2 separate regions of the Homo sapiens genome follow, and region 2 is linked to region 1. Evidence: chromatin loops called from intact Hi-C (ENCODE). Cell type or tissue: dorsolateral prefrontal cortex. All regions are shown on one strand.

What was found. Peaks named below come from ENCODE experiments on the same cell type or tissue, not always from the same donor. Only the 100,000 strongest peaks of a DNase experiment are listed, where the experiment ranks them.
Region 2: a loop joins it to region 1, with 3 times the contacts of the local background. A loop is called at or near these places in 45 of 110 quality-filtered maps.

What each region holds. Positions count from the first base shown.
Region 1 is chr3:71,952,326-71,960,325 of GRCh38, reverse strand. No RefSeq gene overlaps it. Among named protein-coding and RNA genes, the nearest start is that of LINC00877, 140 kb to the left of the region's middle. RefSeq lists a silencer at 4,361-4,510. In dorsolateral prefrontal cortex, CTCF peaks have their summits at 4,457 and 4,658 (motif pointing left); a DNase peak (open chromatin) is centred at 4,695; H3K4me3 peaks cover 745 bases; H3K27ac peaks cover 590 bases.
Region 2 is chr3:72,262,518-72,270,517 of GRCh38, reverse strand. No RefSeq gene overlaps it. Among named protein-coding and RNA genes, the nearest start is that of LINC00870, 120 kb to the right of the region's middle. RefSeq lists enhancers at 199-448, 311-1,510, 3,485-3,554, 4,410-4,519. In dorsolateral prefrontal cortex, a CTCF peak has its summit at 4,972 (motif pointing right); no DNase peak of the experiment used is centred here; H3K27ac peaks cover 2,334 bases.

The DNA.
Region 1 (8,000 bases):
CCTAATGAGGTCTTCCCTGACCATCTTATTTTAATTGCAACTCCACACTCCCACCCATCTTGTACCCCCTACTCAGCTTTATTCCTTATAAAGGGTTGCAGCCTGCAGGCTGGGAAGTATAGCCTTGAGCAGAAACCAAAAGCAGGGTACTGAATTTGGACTTTATGCCAAAAGGGTTGGTTAAGTAGATATGTTTAACAGACTATAGGAGGGGCTATGAATGCGCATGACGGTGTAGTAAGCAAACATGCATGTTATATACATCCCATGTTCACTTTGAGATAGAGACTTGACATTTAAATGCATGAAAATTCAGCCCTATATGTCAAAAGGTGTAAACAGAGGACACAGAGGCATCCTGTATACAGTCCCTGTAACCCAGCCAGAACCAGTCCATGATCGGTAGTCTCTTATCAGGAAGAGAAGCTAGTCAGTGGTTTAAATTGGAGGTAGAGCAAGTCTTTTGAAAGTGCTGGTTTCTGGTTAACTCTTTTTTTTTTTTTAAATTGCATCTCACTTTAATGTGGAATCTAAAAACAAAAAAGGTCAAATGCACAGATATAGAGAATAAAACAGTGGAAAGGGGGAGATGTAAATCAAAAATACAAAGTAGCAGATATGCAGAGTAAACAAGTCGAGAGGTCTAATGAACAATTTGAGGACTGTAGTTAATAAAATTGTATTGAATTCGTGATTTTTGTTAAATAGATTTTAGCTGTTCTTGTTACAAAAAGTGTAACTATGTGAAAGGATAAACATGTTAATTTGCTTCACTGTAGTAACCATTTTACTATCTACATGTATGTTGTAAACCTCAAGTATAAATGATAAAATTTATTTTTAAAATGGCTGAGGGAGCTTATCACCACTAAACCTGCCTTATAAGAAATGCTAAAAGGAGTTTTTTTGAGTGGAAATAAAAAGATGCTGAAGTAACAACATGAAAACATATGAAAGTATAAATCTTATTAGTAAAAGTAAATACATAGTCAAATTCAGAATACTGTAATACTGTCACGGTAGTCTATAAATCACTTTTGTTTAATTCTACTTTAAGTTCTGGGATACGTGTGCAGAAAGTACAGGTTTGTTACAGAGATATACATGTGCCATCATCTAGGCTTTAAGCCCCACATGCATTAGGTATATGTCCTAATGCTCTCCCTCCCCTTCCACCCCACCACTCTCTGGTTAACTCTTAAGAAAGCAAGCCTAATGATGGTTAGCAAGGGAAGGGGTAAAATAAGGCATGTCCAACCTCCTATCATGCTGGGAACTCAGTTTTCAAGGTTTCTCAGAGGTCCCTTTGGCCAAGAGGGGGTCCGTTCAGTCAGTTGAGGGGCTTAGAATTTACTTGTATTTCTCAGATGTCAACTCTTTGAAGGCAAGGATTTTGTTTCTTTTGTTCAATATCTTAACCCTACCACCTAGAACAATGCCTGACATATAAATGTGCGATAAAGGTTTGCTGTGCAAATGAATGGAAATTGTCTAGACACTGACATCCTTCCACACTTGACTCACTGGCCTGCACACTAGGCTTCACACTGTCTGTGACCTAACCTATGAGCTGCCCTTCTTCGGTTTTCTTCTTTCCTCTCTTGTTTCACTTAGCATCTAACTGTGAAAGCTGCCTGAGATCAGGGAGCAGGAAATGGAAGCTGAAAGTTGCAGAACTCTTGATACACATATCAAAATGTTTGGGGCCCAGACTCTCAGAGCTAAATCCCAGCCCTCTCAAATGCTTTCAGACAGGGAAGATCCAGGTTTCTTGAGACCCACAGCCTATAAATTGGTGAGGAGAGGAAGGTCCTTTGAGGAAAAACAAAAGGAAATTAGGTATGACAGCCTGCATAGAATGAGAAGAGAAATCACATCATGTCTCTTACTGCAGACTTAGAGTTGCCATTCCCTTTCTTCTGAGATCTCCTTAGGCAGTTTCTCAGGGATGCTTACAGAGATAGGTTGCTGGCTGCACCACGGCCTCCTCTCCTGGTTCAGCTGACAGAAGCAAGGACATCATCTGGAAGTCTGTTAGAAATACAGGGTCTCAGGCCCTGCTGATATGGTTTGGACCTGTGTCCCCTCCAAATCTCAAGTTGACATGTAATCCCCAGTGTTGGAGGTTGGGGCCTGGTAAGAGGTTGATACGGTTTGCCTGTGTCCCCACCCAAATCTCATCTTGAACTGTAGCTCCCATAATTCCCACTGTTGTGGGAGATAATTGAACCATGGGGACAGTTTCCCCTATACTGTTCTCGTGGTGGTGGGAATAAGTCTCACCAGATCTGATGGTTTTATAAGGGGAAACCCCTTTCACTTGGTGTTCATTCTCTCTTGCCTGCTGCCGTGTAAGATGCACCTTTCACCTTCTGCCATGATTGTGAGGCCTCCCCAGCTATGTGTAACTATGAGTCCATTGAGCCTCTTTTTCTTTATAAAATACCCAGTCTCAGGTATGTCTTTATCAGCAGTGTGAGGATGGACAAATACAGAGGTGTTTGGAACATGGAGGCAGATCCCTCATTTATGGATTAGCATCATCTCCTTGGTGATGATGATGAGTGAGCTTTTGCTCTGTGTCCACACAGATCCGCTTGTTTAAAAGCATGTAGCACCACCCTACCCGCGCTCTCTTGCTCCTATTCTCACCATGTGACGAGCCTGCTCCAGCTTTGCCTTCCACCGTGAGTAAAAGCTCCCTGAGGCCTCACCAGAAGCAGATGCCTGCACCATGCTTCCTACACAGCCTGCAGAGCCACGAGTCAATTAAACCTCTTTTCTTTACAAATTACCCAGTCTCGGTATTTCCTTATAGCAATCCAAGAACAGTCCAGTACAGCCACCCTAGGCCCATTGAATCCAAGTCTGCCTTTTCTTTTCCTTTTATCCTTTTTTTTTTTTTTTTTTTTTTTTTTTTTTTGAGACAGGGTCTTGCTCTGTCACCCAACCTGGAGTGCAGGAGCGTGATCTTGGCTCACTGCAACCTCCACCTCCCAGGTTCAAGCGATTCTCCTGCCTCGGCCTCCTGAGTAGCTGGGATTACAGGCGCATGCCACCACGCCCAGCTAATTTTTGTATTTTTAGTAGAGACAAGGTCTCACCATGTTGGCTGGGCTGCAAGTCTGCCTTTTCATAAGGCGCTGGGGGATTGATTCCTATACACATTAAAGGTGGGTAGACATAGACTTTGTAGAGTCCTGTCAACTCCAAATGCCTCACCTTGGCTCCTGCCAGGAGCCCTGATGCTGACGTTTCCTCCTGTGATCCGTACACACTGTAGTCCAATCTGCCACTGGCTAATGCTACAGGGTGTCTGCCTGAGGGACCAAGACACTAGAGTCCTCACTGTGGCATTGCTACTGTCCACTTGTCCTTTATTAAGTGACCGTGGTGCATCCTAGCACAGTCAAAAGAGGGAGCTGTTGTACTGAAACAGAGGACTAGTGGGTCTTTATAGGACTTGGGACACTCCTTGAGGTGGTGGAGGATAGAGTAGAGGCCATCTGTCCCCTCATAGTTCCTCAGGCCTTAGTATTCTAGCCTTGGCCAGCACTTATCCACTGCTGAGGGCATTCTGGAACAGCTAGAACCCCTCCCTCTGCTAACAAGGCGAGCTGCAATACCAGAGAACGCATGCCCCAGGGTCTTTTCCCCATCCCATCCTACCCTACAGCCCTCAGCCAATGGCTGATGACAGCTGCAGCACAGGTGCGTGTTACACACTGGCTCCCAGGACACTTCAGCAGGATCATGCCCCTGTTGCCCACAGTGGTTACTTACTGGAGGGCACATCTCAGACTGGCATCCTTCCCTTCCCTGCCTCACTTCCCCCAATCCCTCATGAGTATTTCCTGGGGTTCCTTTCCAAATAAACTACTTGGACTACAATCTTCATCCCCGGGTCTGCTAGAAGGGAAACCCCCACCTAGGATTTGGGGTGGGGGTGGGGTGGGGTTAAGTAAAAATCCCAGGTTGATTTTTAATTTTTTTTCCTCTATGAATCGTGACAGCATCTGCAAAACTAGACCACTTCCTGGGAAACCATTCAGCTCAGCACAGGCTAGAAACTGTGGAAAGAACTGGAATGCAGACCTCCTGCTCACTGAGCAGGCAGGGCTTAAAACTGCTGTTGTGTTAACTCAGGGTTTCTCAACCTGGGCATCAGGACCACAGGATTCTTTGCTCCCAGGGTTGGGGGTGCTGCTCTGTGCGCTGTGTGATGTTTAGTAGCATCTCTGGCTTTTGCTCACTAGATGCAACTAACACACACACACACACACACACACATCCCATTGTGATAATCAAATATGTTTCCAGACATTGCCAAATGTCCCCTGTGGGGCAACAAATCGCCCCCGGTTCAGAACCACTGGGTTAACTGAACTCTTTCTTCTGAGCAATGGCAAACAAAACCCAGGCTGACTGTTTCCCACCTGCGGTGAAACTTGCAGTCCTTTGCTTTACCTCTGATGCGCCTGCCCTCTGCCCTGCCTGGCTTCAAGTCCTCATTATAAAACCCATTTGTCACCGCTTCCTTTTTGAGGATTAATTTCTAGATTGTCTGCTGATGGCTAGCTGGGATTGCATTTCTGGTAAAAAAGAAAAAAAAAGCCCAACACATCAGCTCCCTGCTGGTCTCAGAATTCCAGAGTGCCCTCAAGTGGCCAGAAACTGCCATCTGTTTGGCTGCCCTCCAAATTCCAGGCTGCTCTGGAAAGAACTATGGGGGGCAGGGACCTTCCCCTTGCTTGGTGCTTCTAGAAAATCTGTTTTCTCACAACGTGACAAAAATTCAGCAGTGTCTCCTTCAGGCTGTTTCTTGGAGCATGTTTTTGAGCGCATCCCTGAGAGGTTGATCCTACGGGCTGTGTGTGCATGTGTTATGAACGTGTGTGGTTTTCAAAGTCTGGTCAGTAATGAGGAATGCAAATGGAGTCAGTGCTGAGAGAAGGGGCTGCAGGCCACACCACCGTGCTGGGCACACATAAATGAGCCTTGCGTGCTGGCAGAGGGCAGTCAGACCCTGTCAGCTGTTACAACCAGGTGAGCTGCAGGGAGACCTCTGGGAAAGAGACCGCAGTCTTTATCCAAGTGGCCTCCGTTACCTGCAACCAGGTCACACAGACTCTGTGTTCTCTCTTGATTCACCAGTTTTAACATGTGGCAGCCACCAGAGAGAAACCAGGTCTAATTCTCCAGTTTTCCAGGCCTACTTCAGTTCCCAAGACTACCTTTTCTAGAGGGACGCTCCAAGAGATGGGGAGATAATGGAAGTGCCTAATCGCAAAGCCCTACAATATAATTTGTAGGAAGTAGGCAAAGTGCATGCAAAATGAACATTAAAAGCTAAGGAGCTATTCAGGCTGGAAAGAGGAGAGGTTTTCGGCATCGGGTGGTCTTCCAGCCTACCTGTCACTCACCCTCTTCAGGACTAGGCGGGGACCACTGTGCTCTCTGCAGACATATTTCAAAATACACTACAGCACACAGCACAGAGCACTCAGCACAGAGAACTCAAAACAGGTTTTTCACTTGCATGAAGCTCCCTCGGTGCCAACTCTATGTGGGCATTCAGTATTTCCCACTATCAAGCTTCACTGTAATTGCATAGGGTCAGATTCCTGGACAGACCGGAGGCTCTGGGGAAACACCAAGGCCTGTGTCTCTTCACAGGAGACTTCGGACACAGCACAGGGTCTGGCCTCCAGGGGCACACTGTCTTTATTTGTTGAAGGAACACTTAAATCAGAGATCGGTGGATTTTGAAAGACAAAAAAGAAAAGAGATGGAATTCATGTAAGGAAATGGCAGACCCTAAGACAGAAATGTGCTGAGTCTGTTTGGGGAATAGTGAGAAGGCCCATTTTGAACTAGAGAAGATGGCTTACGTAATGAAACAGTGAAGAATCATGCTGGAAGGTTGCTGAGGGGCAAGAGAACAACTGATCTTCATTTCCTAAGTCAATAAAATATTCACTAGCAGTTGGTCATGTCTCACCTTCTTTTTCTTGATGAATATCTTATAATGCCCCTTTACCACCCTGAAATGAAATTCATCTTTTCAATATAACCCACCTACTCGCATAATTTTAAAAAATAAGTATAATGGCCCAAGTCTAGTCTAAAAAAGAAAGAAATGTCATTTACAATATCATATGCATAGGCCTGGATTTATTAGGAGATATAATGAAGTAGTCAGATGTTTGCAACTCATAATGGAAAAATTTGAATATAAAAAATGTAAGGCAATATTCAGCTGAATATTCACACACGAGGAATCACTGTGGTGGCGAGAGCTGCAACTGTAGACTGTTAACAGGCGTATTGCTTCGGTGACTCTAATACCTTAAGGAGATTTGCTATTGGCAATGTTATTTTTGAAGCGGAGAAAAACTTTTGGCAAAGGTTCAAACATAACTAAGTGCAACTATCCATTGATTTACAGTCACTGTGTTTCTAGAATCTATAATACATATTAAGATCCCATGCAAAAAAAAAAAAACATTGTGCTAGTATGTAGCTGGAGAATTCAGACAGGGAACAGGACACAGAGCTTGACTCTGTGATGTCCAGGGCCATAGCTGGAATACTCAAAGGCTGAAGTCTAGAATAATCTGATGGCTTCGCTGGGGCTGCAAGACCTACTTTCAAGGTGGCTTATCTACACAACTGGCAAGTTGGTGCTGGCTGTTGGTAGGATGCCTCTCTCCCTGTGAAATTTCCCCACAGGGCTGCTTGAGTGTCCTCACACCATGGCAGCTGGCTTCCTCCAGAGTGAGCAATCCCAGAGAGAGGGACAAACCGAAGCTCTTCCTTTTACAACCTAGCCTCAAAAGTCACATAGCATCACTTCTACCACATTCTTTTCCTTAGAAGAGAGTCTTTAAGTCTGGTCTGCATTCAAGGAGAGGGGAATTAGGCTCCATGCCTTGAAGGAAGAGGTATCAACAAACTTGCAGACATATACTAAAACCACCATAGCTCAGATAACTTGCAATAGGGTTTTCAGGAACATTCAGTCTACTCAAAATTACATGGGATGGGCCGAGTGCAGTGGCTCACACCTGTAATCACAGCACTTTGGGAGGCAGAGGCAGGCGGATCACCTGAGGTCAGGAGTTCGAGACCAGCCTGGCCAAAATGGCAAAACCCTGACTCTACTGAAAATACAAAATTAGCCGGGCGTAGTGGTACGCATCTGTAATCCCAGCTACTCTGGAGGCTGAGGCATGAGAATCACTTGAACCCGGGAGGCAGAGGTTGCGGTGAGCTGAGATCACATCACTGACCTCCAGCCTGGGTGACAGAGCGAGACTGTGTCTCAAAAAAAAAAAACAAAACAAAGCAAACAAACAAAAATTACATGGGATGTAGAATAAAAATCCATAATGTGGGACAATCCCACATATTACAGACTGTCTTATGCTCTGTAACCCCATCCCTACTCCACCAAATGCCAGTAGCACATCTTTATCATTGTGAAATGCAAAACACCCCCTACACCTGCATAATTCTCTCTCCTTGAGAACCACTGTAATGGATCATAAGAACAACTAAAAATTTGGGTCAAGAAAGCAACAAAATCAGACCCAGGCATTATGATTAGTCTAGCAGCAGCATACGGGAAAGTCTTCCAATTACTTTTAAGATCTATGCCTCACACTCTGCCATCTCCCACAGCCTCCACTGGCACCAGTGCCCTTTAGGCTCCTTGTAAGCACTAAGCTCCCTCGTGGCTCAGGGCCTTTGCACTTACTGTAGATCTCTAGAACATTCTCCTGTTTCTCCCTTATACCCGCACCTTTTCACTCTCAGAATTTCTTCAGATAAATCTTCCTTCTTCTTTCCAAAGATACCAGGTTTCCCTGGAAAGCAAAGTTTTCCCAATTTGAGCACAAATTGCAGTTTTTAGTTATAGACTTGTGTGATTATTTGTTTAATTTCTGTTTCCCCATACAAAGGTAAGCTCAGTGATGGCAGAGGGAGGAAGGAAGGAA
Region 2 (8,000 bases), 310 kb before region 1:
ATGAGTAAAACATGAGTTAATAATAGGACCTAACAGTCTCTCATGAGATTGTTCCAGAGATGAAATGATGTGACACACATAAAGAAAATGCAGTGGTTAGCATATACGCGTAAGCACTCAAGACAAGTTTATTACAATGTCTATGTCTGCTGTACTTTGATTTTGACTTGCTTTAACTGCCAGGCTGTATCTAGGGGTGGGAAACTTGTCTTCTTCCTTTTTTTTAATACTTTGCAGCCCCACCCCAGTGGCCCGGGATGTCGTCACGCCCCGGAGCAGGAATCCAAAGATATTCTTGCCTGCTAGTCTTGCATCATCCACGGAGTGACCTTGAGCAGGTCATGTCACTTCTCTGAGTCATTTTGCTTTTGGCAGCTGGGAGACAAATTCCTGCTGAAGTAAGCAGAAAAGAAAGTGAAAAAGAGACTGCAGCTTTTCACAAATGTTTCTTCCCTTCTCTCACAAGTTTATTCCCCACCAGCCCAGCCAGAGATTCTTGTTATCTTAGTTAGATGGTACCCTTGGGGTCTCTGGCTCTCTCTGGCTTTTAATCCTGGCTTTACATTAGAATAAACTGGGGAGATTTTAAGGGTCTTTATGCCAGGGCCTAACCTTGAATCAAGGTGGCTGGAATTTTAGGACATGAAGTTGATGTTAGAGGTCTTTAAAAGCTCCTAGTGAGGCTCATGCTGCTGGCCTGTGGTCCGCACTTTGAGTAGTGAGGCTCTAAACAACCCTCTTGTCCTTCCAGGAAGCATCTATCGGGCATCTGAGTCAAGTAAAAGGTACAATTTCCTTTGACAAAGCTCATCCTTTGATCATTGGGTTTCTCCAAGTATGGGGAACTCCCTTCCTCCCAAGGGCCACATTCTGTTGTTTCACAGTGGCTCTGATGGTCAGAAAGTACTGCTTTCCATGTGACTACAGCCAGCATCCTGGAATTTCCATTCCTTAGTCCTTGCTGAGGGTGGCTTAGGCTGGCCCAGGGAGGTCACCATATATCCACGCTAGCCTTCATCTGAATGGCTCTGTCAGGGGTCACACATCAGGGTCACTCAGAGAGCAGTGCTGCAGAGGCACTCTCATGGGTTTCAAAGAGCCCCACCATTCAAAGGCCCTGGTTCCAGAAAAGAGGCCATCCTGCTAAGCGGCATTAGTCTAATGTTTTCCGAATGCACCTCCACTGGAATTTTCTGGACAATGTGTTCAAAATAACCCACTGAATCAGAATCTCCAGGGGAGGATCCAGGGAGCCTGCTTATTTTAACACTGCTCAGGTGAGGGTTATGATCAGGCTTATGCAAAACGCCTTTAAACTGATTGGATTAGCTAACTCTGGCTGCCGAATGTTCCAGGGAGCAGTTATAAGATGGGAAAGAACCTGTGGCTTAGTGAGGGTGAGCAGGTGGGAGTAGGGGTGTCCAGGCCTGGGAAGAGCTCACATCTGGGCCTGGGCCATCAGCAGGTGGTCTCCCAGGATGATGCTGGTGTGTCGCTGTTGTAGCAGAATCCTTTACTCCCTCTCTCCCTGGATGAGTTCTTTTCTTTCAACCTTATCAGTTCTTGGGAAGAAGAGGAGGCAGAAAAGACTATTTGTATCTCACTCATGCCTAGAGAGTCCTGTTCTCTGGGAAAAGATTTACTCTTTCAGGGTCAGTTCTCTGATTGGTTGGTTTGTTTCTCAACTCCTGCAACAAGAAAATTCACCCTTAATTGAACAATACAGTCCTCTGTATTAGTGTGCTAGGGCTACTATCACAAAATGCCATAGACTGGGTGGCTGACACAACAGAAATGTATTTCTCATGATTCTGGAGGCCAGAAGTCCAAGTAAGGTGCCTGCAGGTTTGGTTTCATTTTGAGGCCTCTCATCTTGGCTTGCATTCGGCCACCTTCTCACTGTGTCCTCACATGATCTCCCCTCTGTGTGCATGCACCCCTGCCTTCTCATCCTGCATTCAATTTTCCTTTTCTTATAAGGACACTGGTCAGATTGGATTAGGTGGATTAGGGCCTGCCCTACTTTGAAGGCCCTATCTCCAAGTGCGGACAGTCACGTGCTTTAGGGCCCACTTATTTGACCTCATTTAATCTTACTACCTCTTTAAAGACCCTATGTCTAAATACAGAAACATTCTGAAGTACTGGGAGTTAAGACTTCACCGTGTGAATTTTTGGAGAAAAATTCGGCCCATAGCGTTCTCCTAGGGCTTTGTAAGTGGGTGACTGATGACAACATTGAGAGGGAGACTGGGAGGAGCAGTTGTTAAACAGGAGTGGGGAAGAAACAAAGAAACAGGGGCTGGAATGCACAACCCCATTGCTGTCTTGCTTTGGTTACCTACTTGTTTTTATTTTTGTTATTATTATTTTTTTGAGACGGAGTCTTGCTCTGTCACCCAGGCTGGAGTGCAGTGGCAAAATCTTGGCTCACTGCAACCTCCGCCTCCCAGGTTCAAGTGATTCTCTTGCCTCAGCCTCCCGAGTAGCTGGGATTATAGGATTGCACCACCAAGCCTGACTAATTTTTGTATTTTTAGTAGAGATGGGTTTCACCATGTTGGTCAGGCTGATCTTGAACTCCTGATCTCAGGTGATCCACCTGCCTTAGCCTCCCAAAGTGCTGGGATTACAGGCGTGAGCCACTGCACCCAGCAGCTACTTGTTTTTAATTTCCAGACTCTCCTGCTCAGTTCTATTAGTCTCTGAGAGTATCCTGTTCTTGTTTAAAGGATATGTTATCTTTTCTTTCTGAGGAATTTTTTTTTTTTTGAGACGGAGTCTCGCTCTGTCACCAGGTTGGAGTGCAGTGGTGCAATCTCGGCTCACTGCAACCTCCGCCTCCCGGGTTCAAGTGATTCTCCTGCCTCAGCCTCCCGAGTAGCTACAGGTGCACACCACTACACCCAACTTGTTTTTGTATTTTTAGTAGAGACGGGGTTTCACCATGTTGGCCAGGATGGTCTCGATGTCTTGACCTTGTGATCCACCCCCCTCGGCCTCCCAAAGTGCTGGGATTATAGGCGTGAGCCACCACACCCGCCCGGAGGATGTTTTTGAAAACCTTCTTCTGCTTCTCTGTTTCTCCCTTTTAGTCTGTTTTGGTTTCTGTGAAGGTGGAAATACTGTTCACATGTCTAGGGGGATGCAGTTGTCTGAAAAACCTGTGGGTGGGCATTTTTTCCAAAGAGTCCCTGATATGGTTTGGCTGTGTCCCCACCCAAGTCTCACCTTGAATTGTAGCTCCCATAATTCCCACGTGTTGTGGGAGGGACCTGGTGGGAGGTAATTGAATCATGGGGGTGGTTTCCCCCATAGTGTTCTCATGGTAGGAGTAAATCTCATGAGATCTGATGGTTTTATAAGGGGAAACCCCTTTTGCTTGATTCTCATTCCCTGTTTGTCTGCCACTATGTAAGATGTGGCTTTCACCTTCCGCCATGATTGTGAGGCCTCTCCAGCCATGTGGAACTGAGTCCATTAAATCTCTTCTTCTTTATAAATTACCCAGTCTCAGGTATGCCTTTATCAGCGGCATGAGAAAAGACTAATACAGTCCCCAAATATCAAATTCCTTGGGTCTTTGCTTTTGGCTCAGCCAGCCTCCCTGGGGAAGAAGCATCTAAGGGTCTGCTTGGGGTTGACAGTGTGTGTGTGTGTGTGTGTGTGTGTGTGTGTGTGTGTGTGTGTGTGTGTGTTGGGGGCCATAGTCACGGGATGCTGAGGAGCTAGAGGATGGCACTGTGGAGCTGAGTTGGAGATAAGGGTCTGAGCCTCACTCTTCAATGGACTGACGCTCATTTACTCCCCTGTTTTCAGTACAGTTCCTCATTCCTATCCTTAGTAGGGTCTGGTGTCCCCTAAACCAGCATCCTTGGCATAGCATCTGCTGAGAGTCAGCTACGCATTTGCAGCTGCAGAGCTGGGGCACTTGCCTGGTAATGTGGGCCTGGGGAGAAGATAGGGGAAGGGAGTGGTTAAGCTTGTAATGACTTTCAACCACCCTTCCCAGCCTGCCTCCAGAGGTACCTGGTACCTCCAGTTCCAGAAGCTTCCAAGATTCAGCACTGCATGATCTCTCCTTATTTGCTGCTGTCTCTGCAGGCACTTATTAGAGAGGAGAAAGCCAAGATCCAAATCGGCTGTCCTTTTCTGTCCATTCTCCATCCCCGTAAACTTCTTGACATTTCCTATTTGCTGTTGTTCCCTCTCCTGTTTATGTCTTATTTGTTTATAGCTTTTTTATTTTCTCCCCCTGACTCTAGTGAGTTTTGAGGACTGAGCAGAGATCACCATCTACGTGGTTAGCTGGAAGTTCGCTTCCTCTCTTAGACTTAGTCTCCTCCTCTAGAAAGTGGGGCTAGTAATAGTTTCTACTTCAAAGTCTGTGGGAGTTAAGTGAGAGAGTGCATGGAGCATGCTTAACATGTGATCTGGCAAAAATATCCAATAAATACTAGGAAAAACAGCCAAACAAAATTATTGGCCTTGTTCTTGGGTCCTTGTAAATTCCTAGAAACAGTGACATAGTTCAAACCACAGAGCAGAGCTTCTAGCTTAACGTTCTGCTTGCCCACGTCTGATGCTTGCCTTTCCCCTAATACTGAAAAAAGAAGCAAAACTTGGCATTTACCCACAAAGAAAGGTAGACCAAAGCAACACTCTTCAAGCTTTACTGCGTATTCCACTCACTCGGGCTCTTATTAAAATGCTGATTCTGACTCTGTTGCTTTGGGGTGGCTGAAGAATTTGCATTGGTGCTGATGCTTCTAGTCCTGCTGGTACAAAGACCACACTACGAATTGCAAGAGACTAACTGGTAGAAACTTATCCTGTGGGCCAAGACAGAGCAGGAAAAGGGGAGATGTCCTCCTGGGACTCCATTGGCTGGTGGTCTTTTAATGGGGGCTTTTGTCCTTCAGGATTGAAATCTAGTGGGAATACTGTGGGTTCCTCTAAGTGGCCACAAGATGTCATAATGTCATTACATGAATTCTCCCAGAAAGGTTCAAGTCTGGGTGTCAAGTTACATCCCTTAAAGCAGAAAATGGAAAGTGGCAGCTATCTAATCAGTGCTGCTTCTGGGATCATCCTCGGTCAAACCTTCCTCCCCAGGGTAGATGTCAGGCTGATGGCAGAATCTTTGTCTTACCATCTTTTCCCACTCCGACTTTGTTAATAGAGTCACGTGAGAATCACGTGGGCCCTAGAAACAGGGTCTGCCATGAGAGAAGACTGTTCTCTTTAGAAACATAAAGTTCAGAATTTCCTATGGTATAGCTCACAGAACCACAATCTGGAGGGATGCTTTTCATAAACAAAGGTCTTCTCGAACAAATCAGTTGGGGAAATACTTCATGTTCCATCTCCTTCTTTAGATGTCCTAGATTCTGAAGATGATCATGTCAAAGGCTTTGGTAAGACCTGCAAGAATCCATCCTGGTTGATATCAGTTACTCCTGTGCTTCTCAAACACCTTCAACCATGTCAATCCTCCTCCCTGCCATGAATACCATTAAAACCTACAAAGTATTTTAGGTTTTAATGCAACTTTAGCAGAACCAGTGGTTGTACTTTCACACTGGAAATGGAGGCCCATGTGGCGCACTTAGGGCAGGGTAGGGAAGAGAGATGAGTTTGAGGTCACCTGGCTAGAAACATGAGCTCGCTGCATTTCGGAAGCATCAGACAAACAACATCATCTCTACCATGATCATGGCCTCGTGTACTTTCTTCTTCATATTAGTTGTCTGACTTTATTTACTCTCCCTAACCATTAGGTGAAACCGTAAGAAATTGCTGTTTGTGGAGGTAGGGAACAATCAAATGCCAACAATTTCACATGGTTCCAGCTGGACTAGCGATTGGTACACTATGGTCTGTGGGCCAATCTGCCCCAGCCCTGTGTTTGTGAATTAAGTTTGATTGAAACATAGGCATCCTCTTTTGTTCACGTATTGTCTATGACAACTTTCACGCTTTGCTGGCAGAGTTGGGGAGTTGCCACAGAGACCGCCAGGCCAGTAAAGCCACATTATTTACTATCTGCCCTTTTACGGAAAGGTTGCTGCCCCCAGTGTAACTGCTAGGTAGCTCCTTGAGGAGAGAATCCACAGATGAGAATCATTTTTGTAGCTTTTCTGCTCCCCACAGCAACACTGCACCTGTAAATAGTAGGCGCTTATTAAGTATTACAGTCTATTTTCTGCTGCTGTAACAGAATACCACAGACTGGGTAATTTATAAAGAAAAGACATTTATTTAGCTCATGGGTCTAGAGGCTGGAAGTCAAAGGGCATGGTGGTGGCACCTGCTTGGCCATCTGATGAGGGCCTTCTTGTGGCATCATAATGTGGCAGAAAGCCTCACGTGGTGAGGAAGCGTGCACATGTGATGGAGAGGAAACTCATCCTTTTATTCGAGAACGCTCCTGTGATAACTAACCTGCCCCTGTGGAAACTGCATTAATCCATCCGTGAGGGCAGAGGCCTCATGACCTAATGATCTCTTAAATGTCCCAACTCTTAATACTGTTGGAATGGCAATTCAATTTTGACATGAGGTTTTGGAGGGGACATTTGAACCATAGCAATCAGTACTGGATACAGAAAAAAGCCACGAGCCTTATTCCTGGAGAAGGATGATACCTGATCTTTCATCTTCTTCTCCAGACCTTTGGCTTCTGTGTCTTGACTCACTCCCAGATGTTTGGCAGGCAAGCTCCTACTGCTGCCAGTGAAGTCAGCTTCCTCCTTTTTGAGGAAAAAATTCTCCAAAAAGTCTCTAAGAGCCCCTGGACATCAATCAGCTAGCTCTTAGAGCTGTGTGGATGAGGATGTATAAATGAAGCAAACATATGGATTATATTTCCATCAAAATACACACAGGCTCCGAAATTCAGTGGGAAAGAGCTTGGCAAGGTCATTCCATTACTTGGCCATTTCCAAAACTGTTTGAGGAAAGTCTGATATATTTGATAAACCTCAATCACAGTGTGGAATTAACCTTTCTCTCCCCAGACTGTGCAGGAAGCTCAGAAGGAGTGGGGAGAAGGCCACTAGATTGAACTACTCCTTCCAAAGCTTCTTGAATCTGACTCAGCGAATCATTGGCAGCTACTTGTGTCCTTTAGGGAGTATATTTCTTTAATCCCCCATGGACGGGCAAAATGGGGGCAATGGTATAATTTGCTAGGGTGGTATTCTCATTTTCCTTCTGATAGATGCCTAGTGTTGTTTAAAAAAAAACTAAATTAAAAAAATTGATTACACACCATACATGTTTATTGTCAAGAAAATGAGAAGAGACAGATGAGCAGAAAGAAGAAAATCACAACTGGTCTAGTGTCATTTGACAGTGATGAGGCAGCCAAACAGTCATTGTATGCTTACATATTTGAGCAGAGCTGGGGGAAAAATTGGGGAATAAGAATGATCTTGCTTAAAGTGCAAGGGACCTTTGGAGGCTGAGAAGACATGAACACATTCTTAGGGCAGAGATGAGGAGCTAGGGGGGTGGGAGGCATCATTCCCTGATTTGGATTCTGTTTTAAGCCTTTCAGTTTGGTAATTTGAAGGATTCTGCCCTTTGCCCTAAGCCACTGTGCCTTTTAACTCTGGGGCGAGTCAGGAATTTGGCTCTCTGCACCAGGAAAACATGAATTACTGTAACTTTTTGTGGGCCGATTAGACTGTGAAAATAATAATATTTTTGGCAGCACAATTGAAGGGACGGGGCTGCTGGCAGAATAGAATCATTTACTGCCTTGACTAGCAAAAGTCCCACTCGTGCCAGTAAACACCAGAAATGGGAGATGGGGAGGTTGACTTCACCCTCACTTGTGCCTCTTATTTTGTGCTCATTGCAAGGTGTACCTCTGTTATTTTTTGGTGCAATGCAAGACCCTGCTGAAGAGTTACCTTACCTTCAAACAGTTTCCAGACTCTCTTTCCCTTTATACCTCCCCCTCCAGAGGATTGAATGCTGTATAGTTCTCTTCC